Regions from separate parts of the Homo sapiens genome. Here region 1 is linked to region 2. Evidence: read pairs that join two places in POLR2A ChIA-PET (ENCODE). Cell type or tissue: PC-9. All regions are shown on one strand.

Evidence for each region. ChIA-PET counts read pairs that join two places held together with the same protein. Peaks named below come from ENCODE experiments on the same cell type or tissue, not always from the same donor. Only the 100,000 strongest peaks of a DNase experiment are listed, where the experiment ranks them.
Region 1: POLR2A ChIA-PET joins it to region 2 with 9 read pairs; 3 of 35 experiments call an interaction of 5 or more read pairs at or near these places.

What each region holds. Positions count from the first base shown.
Region 1 is chr7:105,374,328-105,379,327 of GRCh38, reverse strand. The region is part of intron 2 of SRPK2 (SRSF protein kinase 2); the gene reads left to right. Among named protein-coding and RNA genes, the nearest start is that of SRPK2, 12 kb to the left of the region's middle. RefSeq lists an enhancer at 1,356-2,342. In PC-9, no CTCF peak of the experiment used is centred here; no DNase peak of the experiment used is centred here.
Region 2 is chr7:105,216,828-105,221,827 of GRCh38, reverse strand. The region is part of intron 2 of SRPK2 (SRSF protein kinase 2); the gene reads left to right. Among named protein-coding and RNA genes, the nearest start is that of SRPK2, 170 kb to the left of the region's middle. In PC-9, no CTCF peak of the experiment used is centred here; DNase peaks (open chromatin) are centred at 1,877 and 3,437; H3K4me3 peaks cover 797 bases; H3K27ac peaks cover 4,290 bases.

The DNA of each region.
Region 1 (5,000 bases), 160 kb before region 2:
ATATACAATGTAAATACCATGTCAATGGTTGTTACATGGTGTTTTTTTAATTTGTAGTTTTTATTTTGTTATTATTTATTTACTTTTGATTGTTTTTGATTCATGATTGGTTGAACCTATGGATGCAGAGTCCACAGTTTCAGAGGGCTGACTTTATATATATATATATATTTTTTTTTAGAGACTGGGTCTTGCTTTGTTGGCTGACAGTGGCACAATCATAGCTCACTGCCACCTCAAATTCCTGGCCTCAAATGATCCTCCTGCCTCAGGCTGCTGAGTAGCTGGGACTACATGTGAGCACCACCATGCCCAGCTGATTTTAAAATTTTTTGTAGAGATGGGATCTCCCTATGTTGCCCAGGCTCAAAGATGTAGTTTTGATTGAACTACTTTACTCTCCCACAAGTGTAAAGACACTTAAGTTTGCTTCACATTTTTGCCCACACTTGGCAGTGTCATTGTAATAAATTTTACCTATTATGGGTGTGTATTGATATTTCATTATGGTTTTCAATTGCATTTTCCTGAGTAATGATGTTAAACATCATTTTTTTTTTTTTTTTGAGACGGAGTCTTTCTCTGTTGCCAGACTGGATTGCAGTGGCATGATCTCGGCTCACTGCAACCTCCACCACCTGAGTACAAGCAATTCTCCTGCCTCAGCCTCCTGAGTAGCTGGGACTACAGGTGTGTGCCACCGTGCCCAGCTAATTTTTGTATTTTTGGTAGAGATGGGGTTTCACCATGTTGGCCAGGATGGTCTTGATCTCTTGACTTCGTGATCTGCCCACCTCGGCCTCCCAAAGTGCTGGGATTACAGGCGTGAGCCACCAGGCCCAGCCAACATCTTTTCATATGTTTCTTGGTCATTTGAGTTTCCTGTTTTGTGAAGCGCCTTTTTAAGTCTTTTGCCCCCTACCCTTTAAAAAAAATATTGTGTCGTAAGTTTTTCTTACTGATTTATAAAAATTTGTAGATTTTCAGATGACTTCTTTTTCGGATGTATGTATAAGTTATGTATCTTTCTAATCATTATGGATATCATTTTGTAATCTAAAAGCAAACTGGAAATCAGGAGGGCATTCTAAACTGGTTCTGGAAGAACCAGTAATTCTCCAAGTAAAATAAGGGGGCAGGGCAAGGACCTTCCATGCCGAAGAAACACTGCAGTTGGTGTCAACATGTGGGGTTTAAAATGGCGTGTAGTCTTGGAATGTCAAGCAGGTTAGTAGGGCTGGAGTGCAGGGTGTGGTAAGCAATAAATAGGGCTCTGAGGAAGTCAAACGAAGGACTGGGGAGCTGTTAAGGGGTACACACTCAGGTTTTTAGAAAGATTCCTTTAGCTATTGTGTGGGGAGTTGCTTAGAGGCCAGGGGCTCCATTGGGAGGCTATTGCATGAGGCTTCAGGAGACTGATGTATATTAAGGGGCCAGAATCCACTAGACTTAGTGTCCAGTTTAATGTGAGAGGAGAGTGGGAGGGTTCTAGGATTAATTCCATGTTTCTGAATTAGCTAAATTTATGGGTGGTGTTGCCATTTTTTGCAATAGGGAATGCAGAATGTGTTTCGGAAAAATTAATGGTGACTTTGGCCAGGCTTTTCTCTTTTTTTCTTCTTTTTTTTGATACGGGGTCTTGCTCTGTTGCTCAGGCTGGAGTGCGGTGGCGCGATCTCAGTTCTCACTGCAGCATCTGCCTCCCAAGTTCAAGCAATTCTCCCACCTCAGCCTCCTGAGTAGCTGGGATTACAGTGCCACTACCACGGCTGGCTAATTTTTGTATTTTTTTTTTTCAGTTGAGATGGGGTTTCACCATGTTGGCCAGGCTGGTCCTGAACTCCTGGCCTCAGGTGATCCACCCTCCTCCGCCCCCCAAAGTGCTGGGATTATAGGCATGAGCCACCGCGCCCAGCCTGGCCAGCCTTTTTGAGGTCTCTATATAAATTCCTTTAAGAGCTGTTTGGTCAGTGTTTATAGCTAGAGCACTGGGAAGAGCTCTGTTGAGGGTGATATATATTGGGAGTTGTCAGGTATAGCTGATGGTAGGGAACTGGCTGAATGAAGGTGCATTAACATGTGAAGAGAAGGCTACAGGTAGGGTTGGTAAAGGAGGAGCCAGAGAGATGGGAGACCCAGGAGAAAGTTGTCTTACAGAAACCAAGGGAATACAGCATTTCAAGAAGGGCGTGGTCAGCAGTGTTAGTCTGCAGATAAAATTCAAGTGAGATGAGCCTTAATCTTGGCCTTTGCTTTTGGCAGTTAGAAAATCATTAGAGACTATAGCTGGAACTATCTTAGCACAGTGTTTTAAAATAAAAGCAACCTTGCAGCTGTAAAAGTGAATAGGAAGATAGAGCAGGGTCCTTTTTGTTTTGTTTGTTTTTCTTAAGATTAGTTATTGAATAAGCTTTTTAGTGTGTGTGTGTGTGTGTGTGTGTGTGTAAAGGAGAAAAGGTGCTTTTTATTAAAAAAAAAAGGGGGGTGGGGGGGCGGGCGTGGTGGCTCACTACTGTAATCCTAGCACTTTGGTAGGCCGAGGTGGGTGGATCTCCTGAGGTCAGGAGTTCGAGACCAGCCTGGCCAACATGGCGAAACCCCATCTCTACTAAAAATACAAAAATTAGCCGGGAGTGGTGGTGCACGCCTGTAATCCCAGCTATTATGGAGGCTGAGGAGGAGAATTGCTTGAACCTGAGAGGTGGAGGTTGCAGTGAGCCAGATCGTGCCACTGCATTCAAGCCTGGGCAACAGAGTGAGACTCTATACCCTCCCCTCACCAAAAAAAAAAAAGAAAAAAAGGATGGCAAGGAGCTAGTAGAAAGTTAGAGGTTGAAAATATGGGCAAGAAAAGGGGTATTTGGAGCAAAAATCCTGAGTTGTCAGGAAGTAGTGGGATTATAGCACAGGTTTTCAATGGATAGGGATGGGATGGGGTGAGGGTAGACGGACTACAACTCTTTGCTCTGAGATGAAGAATGCCGTAGGGGTGTGTGTTTGTGTGTGTGTGTGTTTTAAGAAATGAATTTTTGGCCGGGCGTGGTGATTTGTGCCTGTAATCCCAGCACTTTGGGAGGCCAAGGCGGGCGGATCACAAGGTCAGGAGATAGAGACCATCCTGGCTAACATGGTGAAACCCTGTCTCTACTAAACAAAATACAAAAAATTTGCTGGGTGTGGTGGCGGGCGCCTGTAGTCCCAGCTGCACGGGAGGCTGAGGCAGGAGAATGGTGTGAACCTGGGAAGGCGGAGCTTGCATTGAGCTGAGATCACGACACTGCACTCCAGCCTGGGTGGCAGACAGAGACTCTGTCTCAAAAAAAAAAAAAAAAAAAAAAAAAAAAGAAATGAATTCTCATTACGTTGCCCAAGCTGGACTCAAACTGCTGGGCTCAAGTGATCCTGCTTTAGCCTTCTGAGTAGCTGGGACTACAGGTGTTTGCCCTACTGTGCCCAGCTATAAGTTGCATGTTTTAAAATACCTATGGTGAGCTTCTCCATACCGTTCTGGAATATTGCATAATACATGATATGGGTGCCATATTACCTTTGGAAAACCCAAAAAACTTGAATAGCGAAACATCTGGTCCCAAGGATTGTGGACCTGTGGTAAATATTCAGTAAAGGTTGGCCGTTTTGTGGTTGTTAGGCTTTTGTTGCTTGCTTATTTATTTCTAAATAGCTTATCTAGTTGTGCTAACTCAATTGTATTTCCACCTGTACTTGAGTGTGTTGACTTCTCTGTCCTTGCTCTAGTTCCAGGTTACCTTGATCGCTGTGATTTTGAATACATTTTCTTTTCTTTTTAAAATAGAGATGGGTATTGCTTTGCTGCCCAGGTTAGTCTTAAACTCCTGGCTTCAAGCTGTCTTCCCACCTTGGCTCCCCAAAGTGTTGGGATTACAGGTGTGAGCCAGTGTGCTTGGCCTGACTACATTTCAGTTTTTGGAAATGCAAGGGCTCTCTTATACCCCCATACCCACTTGTTACACTTGATTTTATATTTTTGGGGGCCATTCTTGCATATTTTTTCATTAAGATGATATTTTCAAGTCCCTATCTCAGTATTGTTTTGCTATTGGGTTGGGTTAATATTGAATTTGTAGTTTACTTAGGGAGACCTTGAAGAGTCTTGAATTAGCAACACATTTTTTTAAACATAAATTTTTTCCAGGTTTTAAAAATATTATATGCCATATCTAGAAATTATAGGAGTATAAAAAGACAAAAAACAAAAATGACTCATATTCTCACCAGCCAGCATGATATGCACAGATAGGATGTTGCTAATATTTTGTTATATTTCCTTCTGGCCTTTTTCTCTTCCTGTGTTTTTGTTACTTACATTATCATCTCTTATATATGATTTTGTATCCTGCTTTCCTTATTTTACATTTTGTTATAAATATTTTTCATGGGCTGGCTGGGTGCAGTGGCTCAAGCCTGTAATTCCAGCAGTTTGGGAGGCCGAGGCGGGTGGATCACGAGGTCAGGAGTTTGAGACCAGCCTAGCCAATATGGTGCAACCCTGTCTCTACTAAAAACACAAAAATAGCTGGGCGTGGTGGCGGGCGCCTGTAATCCCTTCCCAGCTCCTCCGTAGGCGAGGCAGGAGAACTGCTTGAACCCGGGAGGTGGAGGTTGTATTAAGCCAGAGATGGCGCCATTGCACTCCAACCTGGGCGACCGAATGAGACTCTGACTCAAAAAAATATATGTATATTTTTCATGTCTTTAAAAACTTCATAACTAATTATTAATGACTAACATTCTAATTTGTTTTATTTGCTTAAATATTTCCCTATTGCTAGACAGATGTTTCCAGTTTTCTGGCATGGTATTACTTCAGTGAATATCTTTGTATGCATTTCAGATTTTCTTAGACTAGGTGGAATCCTGCAAATGGAAATATTAGGTCAAAGACATTGAACCTTTTTAAGGCTCTTAAATTTTGGAAAAGCTCTTTTAAAGAAGAATCAGCAGGAGTAGGACTAATTAAC
Region 2 (5,000 bases):
GTAATCCGAAGAAAAATAAATACTACTTTTCAAGCAGAAAAATCACCAGTTGTATGTTAATTTTGGAAAGTTGGCTCTGTTAAAAAGGAAGATGGGTTGAGTGGGGAGAGGGATGTGGCGCCACAGATAGATGGCAAAGGATATGGTTAGGACTGTTGTGGACAGGGGGTTATATAAGGGAGACACCACAGAAAAAAGCAGCATCTTGTTTCAGGGATGGAAATTGAGGCAGTAGTGACAGAATGCTCCGTGATGCTGACCTTGGCAAATAGGTATGGTTGGGGCCAAAGTAGCATTTGGCGTTGGTGTGATATTGGTTTGAAATCCCAGAAAAAATGTACAGGCTTTCGTAAACCAGATCATCAGGCAGTGTAGATTCTTGTCTGGATTCAAGAAGGGCATGAGGACTGTTGTAGCTGGAGAAAGAATAAGATTGGTGAGAAAAGTGGGTATCACTCGCTCAAAGCCACAGGGTTTATAACTGATGGAGCTGGAACTTAAACCAAGCTCTCAACTTTTAAGACTATGCCTTTAACTACTACTCTGTACTTTTCAAATTCTAGTGACAGGAGTGAAATATTATTTAGTTAGTAAAGACAAGCGTATAATGGCAACAGCAGATACAAGTCCCTCATAATGACTTGACTTAGGATTTTTCAACTTTATGAAGGGTGTTTTGGATATTCCTCATCGTGAGTTGAGGAATATCCGTAATATGTTTTAGAGATTTTTGTCGAAAACTGGTGTGTGGGTTTAGTAAACCTTTTTATTAGACCAGTTAGCTCACATGAACTTTATTTTCTGATTCTGCCAAATAAATACTGCTAATATTTTTTGAAGTAATGATTTATAATTTATTTTTTCATTTTCTACTCTTATTTACCTCCAGTACCAAAAAATTATTGTATAGCTCTTCCTGCCCCTGACCCCACTTTTTGAAAGGATTAGACTATTGTAAAGGGAAACCTTTAAAACATTTTAAACAATTCAAGATGGCTTCTGAAACAAATGAGACACATCCTGGGATGACATCAAATCAGGGCTGGGGGTCTGGATGTCTTGATGGAAAAAAAAAATGGTTAAAGTGAGTCTTAGTGAAAACAATATAGTGACATTCAACTGGAGTGGTAAATGGTATGCTAGTTTTAGATTCTTTTGGTGGTTTGTTTCATATACTAATAAATGATTGAAAGACTTTGTTTTAGCTAAGTATGACAAGCTAGACTTTTTTTCTTAATGTTAGTTCTTTTACAATTTAAATTTGAGTTTTTGAACACTTGTATTAACTCTTTTTTTCTTTTTTGAGATGGAGTCTCGCTCTGTCGCCAGGCTGGAGTGCAGTGGTGCGATCTCAGCTCACTGCAACCTCTGCCTCCCAGGTTCAAGCGATTCTCCTGCCTCAGCTTCCTGAGTAACTGGGATACAGGTGTGCGCCACCACGCCCAGCTAATTTTTGTATTTTTAGTAGAGATGGGATTTTACCATGTTGGCCAGGCTGGTATCGATCTCTTGACCCTGTGATCTGCCCGCCTCCGCCTCCCGGTTACAGGTGTGAGCCACCACACCCGGCACAAGCTAGACTGTTAAAATCGTAAGTGGATCTAAGAATTAGGAAAAACAAAACTACTTATTCTGTATATAAAGTATTTATTTTATAGCCACATTTAAACTGCATTATTTTTCCCTATGTTTAGTTTTTTGCCTGCTTATTTTAAAAACATTAATCACTTGATTAAACCGTATTTCATTTTTTATGATTAAGTCAGATACTATTTGAGTTCTTAAACTTCTCCCTACTAAGTAGTGATGAATAGGCTATTTGGCTTACATGGCTCTAAGTCAGGTGTACACTGGTTAGGAATTTTTGCCTGTTCTTGCCACCAGTTTGTGGCTGAGTCATTAGCAAGATTCTTTACTCATGAACTCCTAATACATAGAAACATTATCTCCACTAAATAAACAGAATTTTGTGTGCTTTCACACGGTACCTACATATTTTGGGAAAATAAATGAGTAGGAAATATTACTCTTAAATACTGCAAATTTGAGTAACATTTTAAAAGTTTATGATCACTGTCAGATTATGAAATCAGAGTATTAGATTGTAGGCTTAAATAGTTTACCAAGCATTAGGCATATACTTTTTCACTTGTGATTTTTCATTCAACATCTGTTATTTAATGTCTAAGTAAGGAGCTCTACTAAGTACGTAGGGACTAAGGCTCAGTCTGTTCTTAGGCACATAGCTAACGTCATACTTAGTAAACAGGGAGTGGCTTCTAGCACTTAAAAGCCTGAAAGGATCTTGCATATAGGAGCAGAACCTAGTGAGTAAAACATAAGTCTTCTTGAAGATCATTAGTTTTAAAGGGAAGGGTGAAAAAAGTAATTCTGTTATAATGATACATAGGCCTGGCCTGAGTGGGGCTATTTAGTTTCTCCAGTGAAGAAGTCTCCGTATTCCTGTCCAGGGCGTAGACATGAGCCGGGGATATGTTCTGGGAGCAGAGTGGAGTAAGGAGACTAAGATCCTGGTCTGATTCTAACTGTTCATCATAAAGACTGTTTCTTAGCCCAGTACTATATATCCTTGTGCCTAGTGTCTCCAAAATGTTCCGTCTTCTGCCTTGGAAAAGATTGTGATCTGGTTACACTGGAGGTGTGGGAGTGTGGGAAGTATGCGCCGACCACTCCATCCAACGAAGCTATGTGTCTCCAGCATCATCCCCCAGAATGTCTCCCCCGCCCCTGGTTGTAGTGCTGAAGCTCTTGTGGTCCCAGGGTGGACTGTTTTCTGGTCAGTATCTATTTCTGCGGCCACTTTTGCTTATAGCTGCTTATGTTCTTTCTAGTTGTCATCTCTTCTCTATTCTCATTATTTTTTTAAAAAAAATTGTTGAATTTCTTGTTCCTTGATTTTTTTTCTTTTATTTGTTCTTTGGGGTTTTCTTCTTTTTCTTTTCAACTACGAAGGAGAAAAGAAAAATGAATAGGATTTATCAGTCATATTTAAGGTGTCACTCAGTCCCCAGTCATGCTTAAATTATAACTCCCTTAGGCATGCTTTTCTGAGTTGGAACTCTAAATACATTGTGGTATGATTATTTATATTTTAATAGAATTCACTAAAAATTAGTTTTACTTCACTTGTAGTAGGTGATTGAAAACTGATTCATGCAGTAACTTCTTAGGAAACATCATTTATTATAAGTGGAGGTCCTTTTCATTAAACCTTTTGGACCATTACAAATTCTTATTTCTATCTGCCTTTCTTTACCTACGTCTATTTGTATCTACTTTCCTTACTTGTGTTTGGACCATAAACTCACGTTAGTGCATTGCCAGTTGACACCCGTTAGAGATGGTAATGATTCCTTGGAGCATTGATTCTTAACCATGGGTGTGTATCAGTCACCTGGTGACATGCTCCCAGGCTACATTCCTGACCTACTGAGTCAGAAGAATCTCTTGATTCTCACTTTTGCATTTTGAAAAACTTCCACTTGTTTGTGCTGTATAGTTCTATTTGAGAACTATTGTGTTATAGCTTCCGAAAGAAATAGATTTAACTTTGTGTAGCATTTTATTTCCTAGCAAATTAACTTCAAATTCTTCACCCCAGGGTGTCAAAATCTGGTCTCAACCTTTCTCTAGCACTTCTGCCAATATTCTCCTTTGGGTACCTTGTGTGCCGGCAGAAGTGGATGAGCCCTTTCTTGCTGCCATACCTTCTCCTGCTCAGGCCATCATGTCCTCCTGCCTAGAACGCCCTTTCCTAGCTAGATCTATTGACACCTTTTTCTTCGTCATAGGCCTCTTCAATTTTCTCTCCTTTCTTTGAGAATTTTTAGGCACTCAGCCAGCTGGAGAGAACATGTATACCTTTCCACATGTTTTGTTTTTGCTATTGTATCCCCTGGGAATTATACAGGAGACTGGAAATTGGATACATTGAATATGCCTTGAGTTAATTAAAGAAGTAATGTTATCAAGCTACGTTCTGCCTTGTTTTATGCTCTAATTTTTATTTCTATCTGATCTATCTGTTAGATTCCTGGTACCATGAGAAAAGACTCATTTTTTTCTCATTTTAGCAGTAAAATAGTTTGAGCTTTGTAAGTATTTCTTGAACAAGTAAATAAGGAATATTCTCTATACTTGGGATAATCCTGCAGAATTTGGAACTGTGGGTTAGAATCACAAGATTCATGACACAAGGGAAGGAGAAAATCAGTTCTGAGAGTATCAGTCTGCATTGGTGGGATGCTTCCACTGGTGGGGCTTTAGTCCTGCTCTGTCAGGTATATGGATTTGATACATTTCAGGACAGTCTTCATTTGTCAGATACAGTTGTGCTGTATGGCACAGTGTCTTCTGTGTCTTCTGTGAATGCAAGAGAGAATAATTTATAGTATTTGGTTTCATGGGTGCTAGTCTCAGCACCACTGTATGTTTTGAATTTCTATTCCGCTTAATTAGGTAAGTCACTTTTTATGTTCAACTTTAAATCTTTTTTTTTCTCACCAAATACTGCCTTTGTCATATTGCCTTGTAGAAGTATGTGATAATTAACTGTTTGTAACCTTCTCAAGAAATCTCTTAACTAATCATGATTATAAAATACATAGATTTAGAAGCAGAGGGTTGTTAGGTGGTGGGATCGATGTTGACCTTTGCAGTTAGGATAGTCAGAGATGAACAGAGAGGAATGGGAGGAACTCCAGATATGCCAAAAGGCCTGTAGCAGTATCGTGCGTAATGTATCAAGGTGTATTTATTGGTCACAGCTGGAACCCTGAATAAACAGTTTTATTGTCACCACATACCAGAAGAGTGGGGAGGTGAGGATTAACCTTTATTGAATGCCTACCATGTACACAGTTACCATGGCAGGGGATTTATGTGTCATCTCTTTTAATATTTACAACACTCTAATGTGCATCAGAAGCCTAGAGAAATGGTCACTGGCTTGAGTTCTCATGGATTGGTAAGTGATGGAA